2 separate regions of the Homo sapiens genome follow, and region 1 is linked to region 2. A link is a loop called in an ENCODE intact Hi-C map of the cell type or tissue named here. Cell type or tissue: IMR-90. All regions are shown on one strand.

The links. Peaks named below come from ENCODE experiments on the same cell type or tissue, not always from the same donor. Only the 100,000 strongest peaks of a DNase experiment are listed, where the experiment ranks them.
Region 1: it touches region 2 in a loop (4-fold over the local background); 9 of 110 quality-filtered maps call a loop at or near these places.

Annotation. Positions count from the first base shown.
Region 1 is chr4:156,771,348-156,779,347 of GRCh38, reverse strand. It overlaps PDGFC (platelet derived growth factor C), which reads left to right. Exons shown (of 6, transcript NM_016205.3): 4 at 6,455-6,662. Among named protein-coding and RNA genes, the nearest start is that of LINC02272, 130 kb to the right of the region's middle. RefSeq lists enhancers at 7,657-7,951, 7,609-8,000. In IMR-90, no CTCF peak of the experiment used is centred here; DNase peaks (open chromatin) are centred at 577, 1,077, 4,607 and 7,687; H3K27ac peaks cover 3,305 bases.
Region 2 is chr4:156,472,019-156,480,018 of GRCh38, reverse strand. No RefSeq gene overlaps it. Among named protein-coding and RNA genes, the nearest start is that of LINC02272, 170 kb to the left of the region's middle. In IMR-90, a CTCF peak has its summit at 4,546; DNase peaks (open chromatin) are centred at 3,528 and 4,518; H3K27ac peaks cover 915 bases.

The sequences.
Region 1 (8,000 bases), 300 kb before region 2:
ATTACTCACACCATATTAAAACATCTGTTCTTGAGTAGGAATGCAAGCATTTGCTTTTCATTGCCGGCTTAAAAATAATTTAAAAACATGACCCAGATAACTTTTTGAATGAATTCGGATAAGAACATAGGGAAAGGCAAAGAAGCGTGTTTAAATGAATTGTTTCAGGACATTCTTGTGTCTTTACAGAACCTCCCGTGAGTTGTTCCTGGCAGGCATTTGTGTCTGCATGCCCTGTCTGCTGCTTAGGCTCTTTAAAAGTAAGACCTCTGTACAATATATCAGTTTGACATTACATAAATGAGATTGGAGACACCTTTAAGAAGTGATGTTACCCAAGGCTGGACATTTATTGTCTTCTCTTAAACACCTGATCATTTTATAATATTGTTTTATTTTTAACTCCGACAATAAAACCTAATCTGCATTCCTAACCTTTTGTTAGGTATGAATGAATTGAAAACTTTATCAGTTTGAAGTGTACTATATGCAGTTGACTGGGAAAGTTGCAACATAAATCTTTGTAGGCCCTAATAGTTTTGCAACAGTTGCTATGCTACTCAAGGTAAACATTTATATGTGTGTATTTGTCCAAGGAAGATTCATTTTAAGTGTGTTTTTAAAATTGCACTGGCCACAAAAATCCTAATAAAATGACAAGCTATGGTTTTTTAGAGGTAAGTAATGACTGATTGTGAAATTATAAGTAGTTCAGATAGTACTATTCCAAACAGGAAGTCAGCTTTTCTTTTTTCTAAAAAAGGGGAAAGATGTTAACAAGTGCAGAAAATATTTAAGGTAGCCATAATAAAATACAAAACAGTAAAACACTGATTTTTGAAAAGAACAGTGGAAAAGTCAATAAGAAAACTTAACTTTTGCAGCCAAACTTGCTGTCTTGAGCTTGTTCCTATGGCTATGATTTTGTCTGAACTCCTGGGCTGCCAGTTATTTTTCATTAATAAAAATAGAAATATATTTGTTTTTCAGTAATTCTTACATACTAAGTTCACTTTTTTTCTGGTCCACATTCACCAGGATTTGTGTGATACTTGTTTGGTTACTTGTGTGATTCATAATAGCAGATTCTCGTTTTGGCAAGAGAAAACTCTCTTCTATGATGCAGTATACTTGGCTTCTCACAAAGGCAAGCATTTTCTCTTGTTTTGTTAATAGTGCTCACCTCACAGGTTTTTACTTTTGTTCATTTGCCTTATTTTTTATTTTTTTATTTTTTATTTTTTGAGGCAGAGTCTCACTTTATCACCCAGGCTGGAGTGCCATGGCCCAGTCTTGGCTCATTGCAACCTCCGCCTCCTGGGTTCAAGTGATTCTTGTCCCTCAGCCTCCCAAGTAGCTGGGATTATAAGCGTGGCCAACATGCCTGGCTAATTTTTTGTATTTTTAGTAGAGATGGGGTTTCACTATGTTGGCCAGGCTGGTCTTGAACTTCTAAACCTCAAGTGATCCACCCGCCTTGGCTTCGGGAAGTGCTGGGATTACAGGTGTGAGCCACTGCACCTGTGTGAGCCCTTACAGGTTTTTAAATAAATGCTTGTTGAATGATTGAACAGACATGGTGTAATATTATCCTTTGTTTGCTCCTATAATAGTTAAGTGGAGAAGTTGATGGCATGTATTAGCATTCTAGGGCTGCCTTAACAAAATACCACAGACTTAAACAGTGGTGCCTTAAACAATGGAAACTTGTTTTCTCAAAATTTTGGTTGCTAGAAATTGAGATCAGGGTGTCAGTAGGTTTGGTTTCTTCTGACACCTCTCTCCTATACTTGTAGATGTTCATTTTCTTCCTGTGTCTTCAGATGGTCTTCCCTCTCTACTATGTCTATGTTAAAATGTTCTCTTACTATAAGAACACCAATCATGTTAGATTAGGGTCCACCCTAGTTACCTTATTTTACTGATCTCTTTAAAGACCCTGTCTCCAAATACAGGCATTCTGAGATACTGTGAGTAGGACTTTAGTAGAATAGAAATTTTGAGTGAACTCTAATTCAGCCCATAATACAACGTGTGTCTATATTCATTTAAACATTTTTGGTATCAGTTTTCTAAGCACGGACTTGTTTCCTTCAGATTTTTAGGACCATACTGCTTCTATTTATAAGCCAGACATGCCTTTCTAGGATATTTGATGTCTTAAAGAGCAGGGTAAACTTCATGTACTCTCAAAATTTTATATATATATGTAAATGTAGAATTATCCCACAGTTGTACCACAGGGCAGTGTTTCCCAAAACTCACTCATCTGCTAAAACAACAAGGAGAGTTAAAAGAAAAAAAAAATAGAGTTCAGTCCCATTATAGACTTACTAAGTTGTTTATTATATTTTTGAAGCTCTCAAGATAATTTTGCTGAAGCTGTATTGGACCCTCTTGTATCTGATAATTAAGTAGAATTTTTACATGTAAAAGCTGGCAAGAAACTTGAAGGTCATTGAATATAGCTACCATATTTTGTAGTGGAGGAAACTGAGGCACAGATTGATTATGCAGTTTAGTCAAACTCTCTTCCCTACATGTGAGTATCTCTGGGATTTAGAGTCCAGTTCCTTAACTCCTGATCGTAGTTCTCTCATTATCATGTTGTCATTCAGAGTAACTTTCATCAGAGAATTTTAAAGACCCGATTTTGCATAGGATCCTTATCTCATGGAGCTGACATCTTAGAAATGTACTCTTTGGCAGGACACTTCATCACATAGATTGTAGATGCTTTTCTGCTCTTTGACAACCTGTCCTTACAAAGTAATAGGCCTAAAAGGGTCTAGGCTAGGGCCACACCCTCACCAAGCTTGTCATTACTGCCCTGCAGGTGATAACACAGAAGCTTTTCTCTGGCTGAATAAGGGTTTTGGTTTAGTTGTCTACATTGCAGAACACCAAGAAACTCTGCTTCCGGTTTGTGTCCATTGCTATCCACTAAATTGTCTTAGCACAACCTATAGCTTAAAAGTACACCATCATATTTTTATGAAGAATAAAAGACATAAACAGGAAATGTGAAAATCCAAGTCAAGGCGTATTTTGCATATTCTAACCAGTTTAACAGCCCAATCATAAGTGTTTTTAAATATCAAAAGTATTGTTAGAATTTTCTAGATACTAATTATGGGAGAAAATGCTATTAGTCTGTAATGAACAGTGTTACTTTGTTAGAGAGAAAAGTAAAACTTAAAAATTCAAAGACATTTTTTTTTCTGTAACTTCTTTTTTTCATTGCTCCCCCCTTTCTCTCTGAGAGTCCCTTTAAACAACTTAGAAAAGCAGAACTTTGAAACTGAACAACTCGGCTCTTTCTTGAACCAGTGGGTGGAGGGACAGTCATGAGAAGGCCCTTAAATAGAAGCACCACTTCCCCTGTTCTGTCCAGGGATTGATTCTTTGAATCCTGGGAACTTATGTTCATTCTTCTTTCCTGTTTTCTGGGTGGGGACCACTGTGTGTGGGGTGTGGTGGGGAAAGAGTTGTCTTTCTAAATTTATCAAATTTTAATTTAAATATTTAGAAGCTTAGAGATTTGTAACACCAACTGATCTATACATACAGTAACAGAAGATGCTTTTCTCCCAACCTTTCACATTTGAAGGGATGGGTATGCAGATTGCAGATACTTCACTGGACCTAAGGTGTGCATCTTTTGTTTGCCCATTATTACAGGCTTATCTTGTTTTGCCTTCTTTTGTGTTAATATTTTGGACTGCATCTCAGCAATATTAATTTCAGTTAGAACTTTGTATTGCTTCAAAAGAAATGCTTTATTCAGAGAGTCTCCAACAGACTGGAAGCAAAATAAGCCAAATCATTCTTGGATTACAGTCTAATTGAAATTACCCTACATAGCAATTATATTTTATGCTTAAAATATACATCTGCACCCTGACAATTTAATAAATAATGTATACTTTTTGTATTAACTTGCTAGCAACCACTTATTTTATCTGTACAGATTTTGAAACTTTCCATTTGTAATAATACTGATTCTTTGACTATTATTGACCCCTTAATTTTTACTTTATAAAACATTTGTATACATATATAGGCTTATATTTTTGAAATATGCAAAAATTTGCGTTAACTTTTTACACCATAAATTTAATCAATAGTAGCTTAATTAGCTAAATTAAAATTAAAACCGTTTTTAGATCAATGTTTATATCTATAATAGAGTTTTCAGTCATAGTTCTGTCAAAGCAATTTTGTGTTCCTTGGACAATTATAGAAAACACTGGGTAATAAAAACATATTAGGGTAATAAACTCTCAAAGTTTAACAGACTAATGGGTAGAGCAAAAATATCATAAAATAATTAGAAAATATCTTAGTCCTAATATTTTAGCCAGATCCTTGACATTATTGAAATTAAGTCTTTAATAGTAACCATTGTACTGTATATATATGTACTTACACATTTTCCATGTATCTTTGCGTATCTTTGTTTATTCTGTAACATCATGTCATAAACCTCAGATATACAAAATAAAACTTATTTAAAAAACAAAAAGATGAAAGGAGTAACAGCTGAGTGGAGACTTGGAAAGTACATGTGAGTAATCCAGGCAAGGAAGGAGGCCAGACATTGTCATTCCACTGTGCTTTTCTCATAATGCACACACAGGCCCTGGAACACTGTAGTTACTCAATAAACTTTTGTTAAAAAAAAAAAAAAAAAAAGGATGAAATCATTGTTGGCCCAAGGCTGCCACGTTCATTTCTGCCGATTATACCCTGTAAGAATGTTCCCCTGTGGGCAGCGGGACACCCACAAAGCCAGGAGCCCCACGAGGGTTGTGCCTGTCCAGAGGAAAGGTGCTCCTTTTCCTAGTTTACTGGGCAGCTTCTGCTCTTCAAGCCAAGTGCTCACAGAGCAGCCCACAGAGGGCTGTGGGACAGTGATGACCCTGTTGTGCCAGGTTTCATGGATGAATTGGATTTTTGAAAAGGTCATTGTAATGGTAAAGATTTATGATGTGGATCAACGGGGGGAGAGTTTTTGCATGTCAGGTATGGGGACAGATTTAGCATAAGTTACAAAGTCTGAGATGATATTATATGTGCAGTAGTCAGTGAAGAGACTAGACTGATTGGAACAAAATATGCATGTCTCTGATGAGTAGCAGATTAGAGTGGAAGGTGAGCAGAGGTCAGTTTTTGAGGGCTCTGAATGCTGTGTAAGGAATTTGGATTTTATCCTCCAGATGAGAAATCACATAGGCATTTGTCCAAATTCATCATAGGATCAGTAATATCTTATTTAGTAGATTAACCCAGGATTATGCAGCATAGAACAAAAGGAGAGAAAAATGATTAAAGGTAAGGAGATAAGGTTAGAAGCTGCTATTTATAGTACATGTTTTTAGTATGGAGCCCAGGATGGAAGTAATGAGAATGAAAAGGAAGAGCCGATGTGTTAGTGTTTTCCTATATGTGGGCATTTAGATTGCTTCCAGTCTTTCTAATCATTGAACATATTTCCATGTGCATAAGTGAAAGAATATTCAGTGCTTATCAGTTACATCAGCTAAAGTGTTGTGCCTACGTACACTAACTTCTGCAGGCAGAGCAGAGGAGTTCCAATTTAATCACATCCTCAGTAATCCTTTTTAAAATTCTTGCCCATCTCATCTGTGTGAAAAAGTATCCTTTTTTCGTATGTGAAATAATATCTCTCTTTGGATTTCTCTGATAATGAAGTTCAGCATATTTTCATATGTTTATTGACCATTCAAGCTTTTTATCTGTAATATGCCCATTTTTCTTCCATTGCATTTGTCTTTATTTTTGTATATTCTGGATACTAATCTTATGACAGTCACATAGTTTGTCAGTGTGTTCTCCAGTGTCCCTCCGATCTCTTAATCTTGTTTATTAGGCATTTTATATTAAAAATATATTGTAGGCAATTTATTAAGCTGATCTTTTATGATTTAGATATTTTCTATCTTGATTAATAAGTTCTTTAATGTCAAATGATTTCTAACTATTTTGTTCTAGATCTTTTGGGTTAATTATTTCTTATTCCATTTTTAATTTATGTGACACTAATTTGCATAACTACCAGGTAATTTTTCAGATTAAGGAAAATGAAAAGTGGAAAAGAAAAGGAAAATTTGGTAAACTGTATTATAGTTTTCATTCTAAGTTTGTAATTGAACCATGAAGATATTTTTAATTCTTTTATATGACCAAAAGATATCCATATCCCTCACGGTTGGTGGTAATGAAAATTAATGTCTTTCTCATTGATTTTACAGGAAATCTATCAGAGTTCATCTTCATGAAGTCTTTGCAGAGTAGTTATTTCTAATTGGATTCAATACAATTTCCCTTCACACATATTTCCAGCCTCAGTCTTTATAATTTCTTGCATATGTCCAGAAGGAATACATTGTCGTTTTTAAAACAGTTAACACAGGATTCATTTTACTTTCAGCAATTCACAGAAGCTGTGAGTCCTTCAGTGCTACCCCCTTCAGCTTTGCCACTGGACCTGCTTAATAATGCTATAACTGCCTTTAGTACCTTGGAAGACCTTATTCGATATCTTGAACCAGAGAGATGGCAGTTGGACTTAGAAGATCTATATAGGCCAACTTGGCAACTTCTTGGCAAGGCTTTTGTTTTTGGAAGAAAATCCAGAGGTAAGCTCCCTCTTCAGATTAGAACCTCATTTAATTTTCTTAACAGCTAATGTTTCAGATTCTTCTGCCACAGCTTCTAAAGGGTAGAGTTTAAAATTCATCAGTGATATATTCAATACATTTTCTTATCATTTGAGCATATTTATATATTGAATAATAATATATACAAAAGGAGGAACTTAGTTATAACCCAGTGGGTGTGGAAAATTGAAAGGGGGATACTTCTGAAAATTCCAGTTATATATTATCTTCAAAAATATCATTTTGATGAAGTCCTTCATTGCATTTTACAAAAATCACTGCTTACTCAAACCTAATACTTGGAATATGTTGATTTTGGGACTCAAAAGAAATTATCATAGCTGCAAAACCAGGTTAGGGATAGAAAAAGGGGATCCTCTACAAAAATGTTTGTCTACAGTATCTCCCATGGGTCAGTATTATATGACTTTGCATTTTCTAAGCCTAGACAATTCTAAGAACTATGAAAAATGGCAACGACCCAACATAAAATAGAATTCATAGTTTTCAAGGCAGGATTCATAGCAAGAAAACAAGAACCTAAAAGAACCCACACCATAATAATTTTTAACTATATAAATTTGCTGTTGAAATAATCACTTTTGCCCATATGGGTGTATCTTTCTCTAAGAGTGAAAGTGATGTTAATTAAACCTAATTCTGCATGGCCAAGAAATTGGAAATAATCTTAACTGAGTTTTCTATAAAATTACCTAATTTTTTTAGTAACATTGGAATTGGAAAGCATCCATAGCAGACACAAATGAAAACGTATAGAAATAACTGTTTAATTACAATGCACTCAAAATATCTGTTTTAGTCTGTCAGAAACAGTGAAATCGACTGCTTTGGAGAATGCAGTGACAGCCTAGAGAATTTATATGAAAGGAATAATGTTCGGTTAATTTGAGCCATTCACAAGGGCAGATTGCACCAGACTTGCTCTTCTAAACCTTGTCAGAAGGAAACCCGATTCCTGCCCTTTCCTGCTCTAAGAGTTGCAGCTTTTTTGGATCATGAGCTTTAATCTCAGCAGGTCATGTTCAGACTTGCCCAGCCCTGGTATTTCACTATGCCAACAGACGTGGTTTCCTTTTGGCAATATTTGAAATCAGTGTTCAAGTGCCTGGGCAGTTGAGTCCTGTCCAGATGCTGAAAGCTGTTACATATTTATAAGATTTGATCTTGATGAATAACTTGATGAATAACTTACGAGCAACACTTCCCTTCCCTCCCACTTAGGAACAGGAAGATGAAGATCTGCAAGACTAGCTGAAATATCCATGAATAGAGCCCTTGTTAGCAAATTTGAAGTTG
Region 2 (8,000 bases):
ACCATAGTAACATATTATTGAATGAAAAAATTCTTACTATATATAAATAAATATATATTTATTTATTTTTAAAATCTTGCAAAATAAATCTTAAACGAAAAAGGTCACTGTTAAGAAGATAGTTTTTTTTTTAATTTCAGAGCTTCAAAGTAAATAATGTTATAAACATGGCATTGTTTGGATCAAATACAGTAAGCTTGGTAACCTAATGTGTTGCTTTTGAAAATATATCCAACCTAACATTAAAGGCAAACTCAACAGAAGTTGGACCATTTTAAGTACTAATCTACTAGACCTTTTCAAATATATCTTCTGAAACTCCCTGTAATTATGGCTTTGTAACATGTCATTTTTCTCTTTTATTAGGAACACAACAGTATAGTTAAGTTGCATGTAATTTTTTTCTCTGAGACTGTTTTTAAAGCATGTTACTGTAAATGAATGCATAAAAGAAGAAAAGATTCAACAAGTTCTTTAAATAGAATATTCAAGTGTGAGTATATCATTATGTGTTAGAAACAAAACACATATTTTTCAAATTATAATATTTTAATATTTCCCCCCTTGACTTGCCTATGTATGTTCAAGTTAACTAGACTTAGGCTACATGCATCAGCCTTTAGAATGTGAGATTTTTAAATTTACATTTATGGAATATATTCTAGCAATATAATTCCAATTTAATTATACAGCAAAAATCTTTACTCTTGGAAAATACTTAATAATGAAAGCCAAAGGTGAAAAAAGCACATCTTCAAACAAAATTTATTGGTTTGCTAATTTCAGTTGATATATAATGGGAGAGCACTTTCTTCTTTGGTAGCAAGTCTTATTTTGATATATTCATTTCTTTTAAATAGGTCAAAATATAGTAGTTAAAATAAGCAATGAAATGAATAATATGAAATTTTTTTCCTATTCTGCTTTTGTTTATATTGAATAAAATATATTGCTATTCAAGAAAACCTGGAACTATTCTGAGTATTGTCTTTGTATTAGGCTCTTATTGCTGCTGCAACAAATGACTACAGATTAGTGACTTAAAACAACACACATTTGTTTATTATCTTAGTGTTCTGGAGGACAGAAACTAAAAAGTGGCTCTCATGGGCTAAAGTTCAGGTGTTGGCAGAGCTGCATTCTTTCTGGAGAATCTAGGGGAAAATCATTTTCTCTCCTTTTCCAGCTTCTGGAAGCCGCCTCATTCGTTAGCTCCTGGCCCCATCCACCATCTTCAAAGCCAGCAGTGTAGCATCTTCCAATTTCTCTCTCTCTAACTCTGCACCCATCATCCCACTATCTAACTATACTGCCTCCCTCTCATAAGTACTCCTGTGAATACACTGGGCCCAGGATAATTATTATTCAGAATGATCTCCCCCTTTCAAGATGCTTTGATCACATTTGCAAAGTACCTTTTGACACATAAGGCAACACACTTGCAGATTCCAGGATTAGGAGATAGACATTTTTCATGGGTTGTTATTCAGTTTACCACATCGATTCTTGATTTTCCTGAAAAATCTAGATACATGAAGATGTAGGGCCTTTATCAAATAATATTATACTTTAAAACTCAAAAAAACAAAATAAATATGATTATAATTTAAAACTATTATTGCATATTTATTTTAAAAAATCTCTAAGTGGAAAAGTGATATATTTTTTACGTAATAGTCATGGGGTCCATAACTTTTCCACTCTTCTCTGATAAAATCCTGATTCTGCTGATGGGAGCTCCCCCTTAGTTTCAATGTTATCCTGGGCAACTCACTTAAAGGCAATTAATCCATTAGAAGGCTTGCAGCTTATAAATTAACTTAAAAATTATTTGTCCAAATTGGGATAGAATAGAATAATATTATTCTTATTTGTTGGAATTTGGGTGGACAAATATGGAGTGAATTAGGTAGCTTGAAACAGAGAGAAGGTTGTCACAAAAATTCAGAACAGCTAATTAAATTTCAATTTTAAATAAACAACATGCAAGTTCATAGTTATGTCCCAAATATTTCATGAGACATACTTACAGTTAAAAATATGTGTTGTTTTATCTGAAGTTCAAATTTAATTGGCTGTCTTGTAATTTTATCTTCTAAATACAAAAACCCTATAGAGATGACAATAGGACTAAGTGGCCATGAACCAGCTGAAGTTATAAGGAAATTTAAAATCGTGAGGAAGCAGAAGCTGTGACAGATAGTACAGTTTGAGGGTAAGCAGAGGTCCTTAGCTTGCTTTTATTAAACAAACAGGAAGATAATTTGCAACGAAACATAAAAACTATAGCTTTTATAAATCTTTCAGAAAAAGTCAAACACTGTGCTAGCATTGGGCAAATGAAAATAGTCAATTCATGTAAAAGATATAAAGATAGCTAACAAACTTGTGAAAATGTGTTCAACTGCTTCCTAATTGAGGAAATGACAAGAGAGTAAGTTTTTTTAAACCAAGTTTTATAAGTCAAGATAAAAAAGATTGACATTGCTCAGAGGTATCAAGAACATGGGACAATTGGGTCTCCATTTTTTGGTAAAAATCTAAATTGTTATAATAATTTTTAGAGGAGTATGTGGTGATATATAGCTAAACATATGAATGAGTAGTTGAAATATGTGACCATAAGTCAGGAAACCTCCTTTTACCTTTCTTGGGGTGATGTTGAACGACTTAGGCACCAGAGCAGCTTGGACTACAGGTGTGAGCCATCATGCCTCACAAAGTTTTAAAATTTTCTGGAAGAGACAAGTTCTCATTTTGTTGCCCCGGCTGGTCTCGAACTCCTGGCCCAAGCGATCTTCCCACCTTGGCCTCTCAAAGTGTTGGGATTACAGGTGTGACCCACTGCACCCAGTCAGGTGTAGTCCCTTAAATCAACTTTTTTTTGTACAATGGAGTCTCACCAGCCATTAATGAGACGAAATCAAAGATTCATCCCCACACAGAATCCCTAGATAGGTAAGGAATTCCTTTCTATATGTCTCAAGTCCATCTTATTTCGATTTTTAACTTTTGTTTCTTTAATACAAGCCGCCAACTTCTAGCTTGTAACTGGTTTTCCAAGAACCACCTTTGTCCACTAAAAATTCCTTTTGCATCCTAAACAGAATAATCTTTCTCAAAGTGCAAATCTGCACCTTAGAATATTCAACACTTTTCCCTCCCTCATCCTTCTCTTGCTTGGAAACATTCATCGGCTTCCTCTTGCTCTTAGGATAAAGACCAAAAAGCAAAGACCGAAATCCTTGACATGACTTATTGACTACCATTTCAGCCTTTTCCACCACATTGTCTTCACCATCTGTTTGATGAGACCTGAACCTCTTCAGTTACTGGAGCTCATGATACTGTCTTCCTGACAGGCTCCAGACTTGATCTCTCTCTGTTCTCTATTTGATTGGTTAGTATTACTCATTGACCATACCCTAGCTCTGCCCTGGCTAACTCAGGAAATTCTTCTCTAGTCATGGGTAAAATTCCCAATTAAATAAGCATTTGTAGCACTGTGGTGTGTTTCTCTTTCTTAGCACTAACCACATTGGAATGTTATGTCTTACTTGCGTGGTTGATTCATGTCTCTCTCACTCACTAGAGACTAAGCTGCATGAGTACGTGAATCATGTCTGGTTTTCTCTCTATTATGGGATCATATTTGAAAAAAGCTCTCTGAATGAAGGAGTAAAACATTGATCTGTTTTCTACACATGATGATGGGCTGGGAGCAATGTAAGTAGGCATGAGGGAATTTCCATCTAAGTTTATGATAGAGGTTTAAGTGTCCCCACATTACCAGTGATTAAAGAAGAGAGAAGCAAAGTGTCAGGTTAATATCACCTTTTTCTTAACCTTTATCTGGCCCCATTTTAATGAGGTCTTTCCAAGCCATTTTCATGACTTATGCACCATGGTTAAAGTTACCCTTTTTCAGATGAGTTGTACCCAATGTGGGAGAAGACAAAGTGGGATACTTGGTGCCAAGTTTAAACTGATTTGGGTGAGACTATAGTTCCATAGTCTATGTTAACTTTCGGCCTAGAACGCTTTGCAAATTCAGCATAAAATAGCTATACCAAGCATGTTTGGAGTTTTCTTGAGCCATGTACTGGTGCGATATAATCTATTAGTTTGATGAAATAAATGGAAATAACTTTTAAAGGGAAAATGCTTTTTATAAGTATGGCTATCTGTCAACTTCGTTGTTTTTCCTTATAACTCTCTCTGAATATAAGAGAGCAGTACCGATTGTATATTTTCTCTCACTATCTTCCCAAGACTAGCAATCTAATTCAATTCACTGAGGTTGAGTCCACTAGAAATTTTGTTTGTTGTCTTCATGCTTTTATTCTAAAGATAATTTAAAAATTACAAAACAGATCTGGAAAATGTCTAATGATGTAGTTTGCTGAGTATAAAGAAGTATTAAATTAGGCTAAAAGTCAGGAGCTTTCATTATGTATTCAACATACTGAATATGATATGGTGTTTGGTATCTGCTGCCAGAGTATTGCTTCTAGACAGGCTAATCTGTACTCCAAGAATGACACCCTGTGGCTGAATAGATCAATAGCAGAAAGCTCATTTATCATTCTCTTCTTTGTCTTTTAAAAAAATAGTCATTGCAAAATGGGATTTATATACAATTCACTTTAATAAAAAATTATTTTATGACAAAGCCCCTTAAATGTTTAAAATGGATTGAAAAGGGCTAGCATGAATAAAGAAAACATTTCAATATTTATTGCTCAATGTATGTGCTATATATGAGCTATGTCAACATATATCATTAACACATAGCAATAATTTGTTACACAAGTAGGTAGGGATTTTTCTCTTAAAAATAGTTCATAACATTTCATTGTGTTTAAAACTTGAGGAGTGTATTCATTTCTGTTGTTTTAACTGGAGCCTCAAGGCAACACTGAATAATCTCTAATAGCTATGTTAATATTTCTATGTTTTACAATTATAGAAATGCAAGGTAAATGAGGGTTAAAAGAATTTTCGTTTTCTTTCTTTTTCTTTTTGAGACAGAGTCTCGCTCTGTCGCCCAGGCTGGGGCGCAGTGGTGCAATCTCGGGTCACTGCAACCTCTGCCTCCAGGGTTCAAGGGATTCTCCTGCCTCAGCCTCCTGAGTAGCTGGGACTACAGGCGCGTGTCACCACACCTGTCTAATTTTTTGTATTTTTAGTACAGACGGAGTTTCACCGTGTTAGCCAGGATGGTCTCAATCTCCTGACCTCATGATCCGCCTGCCTCAGCCTCCCAAAGTACTGGAATTATAGGTGTGAGCCACCGCGCCCAGCTCAAATTGCTTTTGATTCTGAGTAATTTACTTATAGCTTGAATGTATACTTATAAGTTAATACTATAACAAAGCAGAGTAAGATTTTTTATTACAAATGGATATAATGTAGTTTAGCCATGTTATAAACGTGATGCAGAAAAACACAGTAATATAACAATAAAATATACAATTATATAAACACATTTTAATACATTAAACTAGAAAGAAGAAAATTTCTTATTTAAAAAATCATTCTTTATTATCCCTGCATTTAATGCCTCATGATATTCCTATCACTGCATTCCTTTTACTTTATTATTTTTCATTTTTCTTCCATTTTTATTTTAAGTTCCCAGGTACATGTGCAGGATGTGCAGGTTTGTTACATAGGTAAACAGATGCCATGGTGGTTTGCTACACAGGTCAACCCATCACCTAGGTATTAAGCCCAACATCCATTAGCTCTTCTCCCTGATGCTCTCCCTCCCTCTACCTCCCCATCTCAGGCCCCAGTGTGTGTTGTTCCCCACCATGTCTCCATGTGTTCTCATTGTTCAGCTGCCACTTATAAGTGAGAACATGAGGTCCTTGTTTTTCTGTTCCTGCATTAGTTTGCTGAGGATAATGGCTTCCTTCTAATTTGATCTTAAAAACCCCACATTTTCTTGTGGGCCCTGAGTGTTTGGGTCAGGGGGAAGCAGCCTCTTGTAGAAGCATGTCTATATAACTTATGCTTTGCTGTCCCTGATCTGCTACTTATTTGGAGTAGCTTGGAGGGTAAGGAGGGATATGAGTCTGAGCTGGGAGCAGCAGAGATCAGACCAGTGAGGGAGTTGTATGCCTCTGATAACTGTGAGCAAGCTCTCTCTCCCTAATTATCCTGAGTTCCTTGTGCAGTCAAAGCTAGAATTTCATCCTTTCTCCTATAAAACAAATATTTTAAATGCAATTCCTGGATTATATTATCCAGATTTGAAAAACCTTGAAAAGCTTTTCATATACTTGCTTTAAAATTCAACATATTTCTCTCTAATTACACTTTAAATGCAAACGAAGTGCCTGCCTAAAGGGCGTCCATAGACTGACTGGCTTCATAGTTGAATAAATGTTTAATTTTTACAACTGATATACCTTGTCCAGAGTACAGATAAAGCTTTTGGAAAAAATGATAAAACTACCAACAACACAGCAAAAAAGTCATTGTAAAGAAAGAGTCAAAGAAGATAACAGGAAATGTAAGTTATGTGGCTAACCCAATTTGTGCTCATATTTTGCTGTCCTGTCTTAGTTTACAAAAATGAAATAAAAAATGTAGTAAGGTGGTCCGTACTGAAACTATGAAAATCAGTCATATTCGGTGATTCACAGAACTCAGGGTTTCAATATGTACCTTAAGGTCCTCAGTGTTGCTTAAGTTCATACCAATAACGTAACATCCAAAGTAGTTTCACAATTAATTTATAAAGGTTTCCCAAATAAGAAGCCTAGTATCAGAATACATAACCTCCCACAGTCTTCAGTTTGAAGCTGAAGGCTGCCAAGACATGAACAGAGCTGTGAGACTGGGAGTATGCACACACAGAATCCCTGTGAGGAGACAGACCAAAGATAGCACAATTAGCCAGAAGAGAGTTTGTAAAAACTTGATCATATAAGCTGCTGACAACCACTGGAGCTCAATTAGGCCTGGAATTTCACTTTGGAATGGCTAGAGTTTAAATTGCCAACTACTCAAATCCACATTTACACTTATTTTATGAATCTATACTGTGGCCCAATTGCTGTAGTGGTGAAAACTACACACCTGGTTGTAAAATAAGGTATGAAATATGTTTTCTAACCAAGGGGAAAGTGTTCTCATCAGCCACAAGGTTTAATTCACGGTAGCCTCATCATCTATAATATATGATGACATCCAGGCTCAGCTGCCAACTACTGATATTAATTACTGAGACTTGATTGGGGTTAACCACTTTTGCTTAAGGTTTCAGCATTCTCTAATTTCAGCTGTCTCTGTGATTCAGTGCTCTAAATACTTATTAGAAATGACAGGATGTGCAAAACATGAATCTAGAAGGACCCAAGGAATATCATCAGATAGGATCATCCAGTCTAGTTTATCTACATATGAGATTCTCTTAAATTTAAACTTGAAATTCTTCCTCTTATTTGTTTCCAATCTATGTCTGTGCTTATGTAAAGGCAATAGGGTTCCTTTTCCCGTATTTTTGAAACCATAATATTATTGGTTACAGGATATAACCTAATGGCTTCCTCTGCATTCTGATGCATAGCCCAGATATTATGATATCATTATTACTAAAAAGACATTATGATATTTTAATATGGTTCTTAAATGGCATCATATGATAAATGTCTTAAGTATTCACAAACAAATACGTTTTTATAGTTTGAAATTAATCAACTTGGGCTGCATTCAGAAAACAGAAAAAATAAAATAAGTGATAAATGTTATACATTACTTAATGAAAATTATCCCATTACATTAAAAAAAGATTTTAAAGTTTATTGAGTTGGTCTTTAAGAATGTATTTGCATATGTATTAAATTACACATGAAAAACTAGAAATGTTTTGATTTCATGACAAAGTAATTTTATTTACAAATAGTCTTATTAAAGAACCATTAAAGACTGTTGTAATTGAAGAATAGTTTTTCCAGTTAAAACCAAATTTTCAAAATTAATAGTAAGTT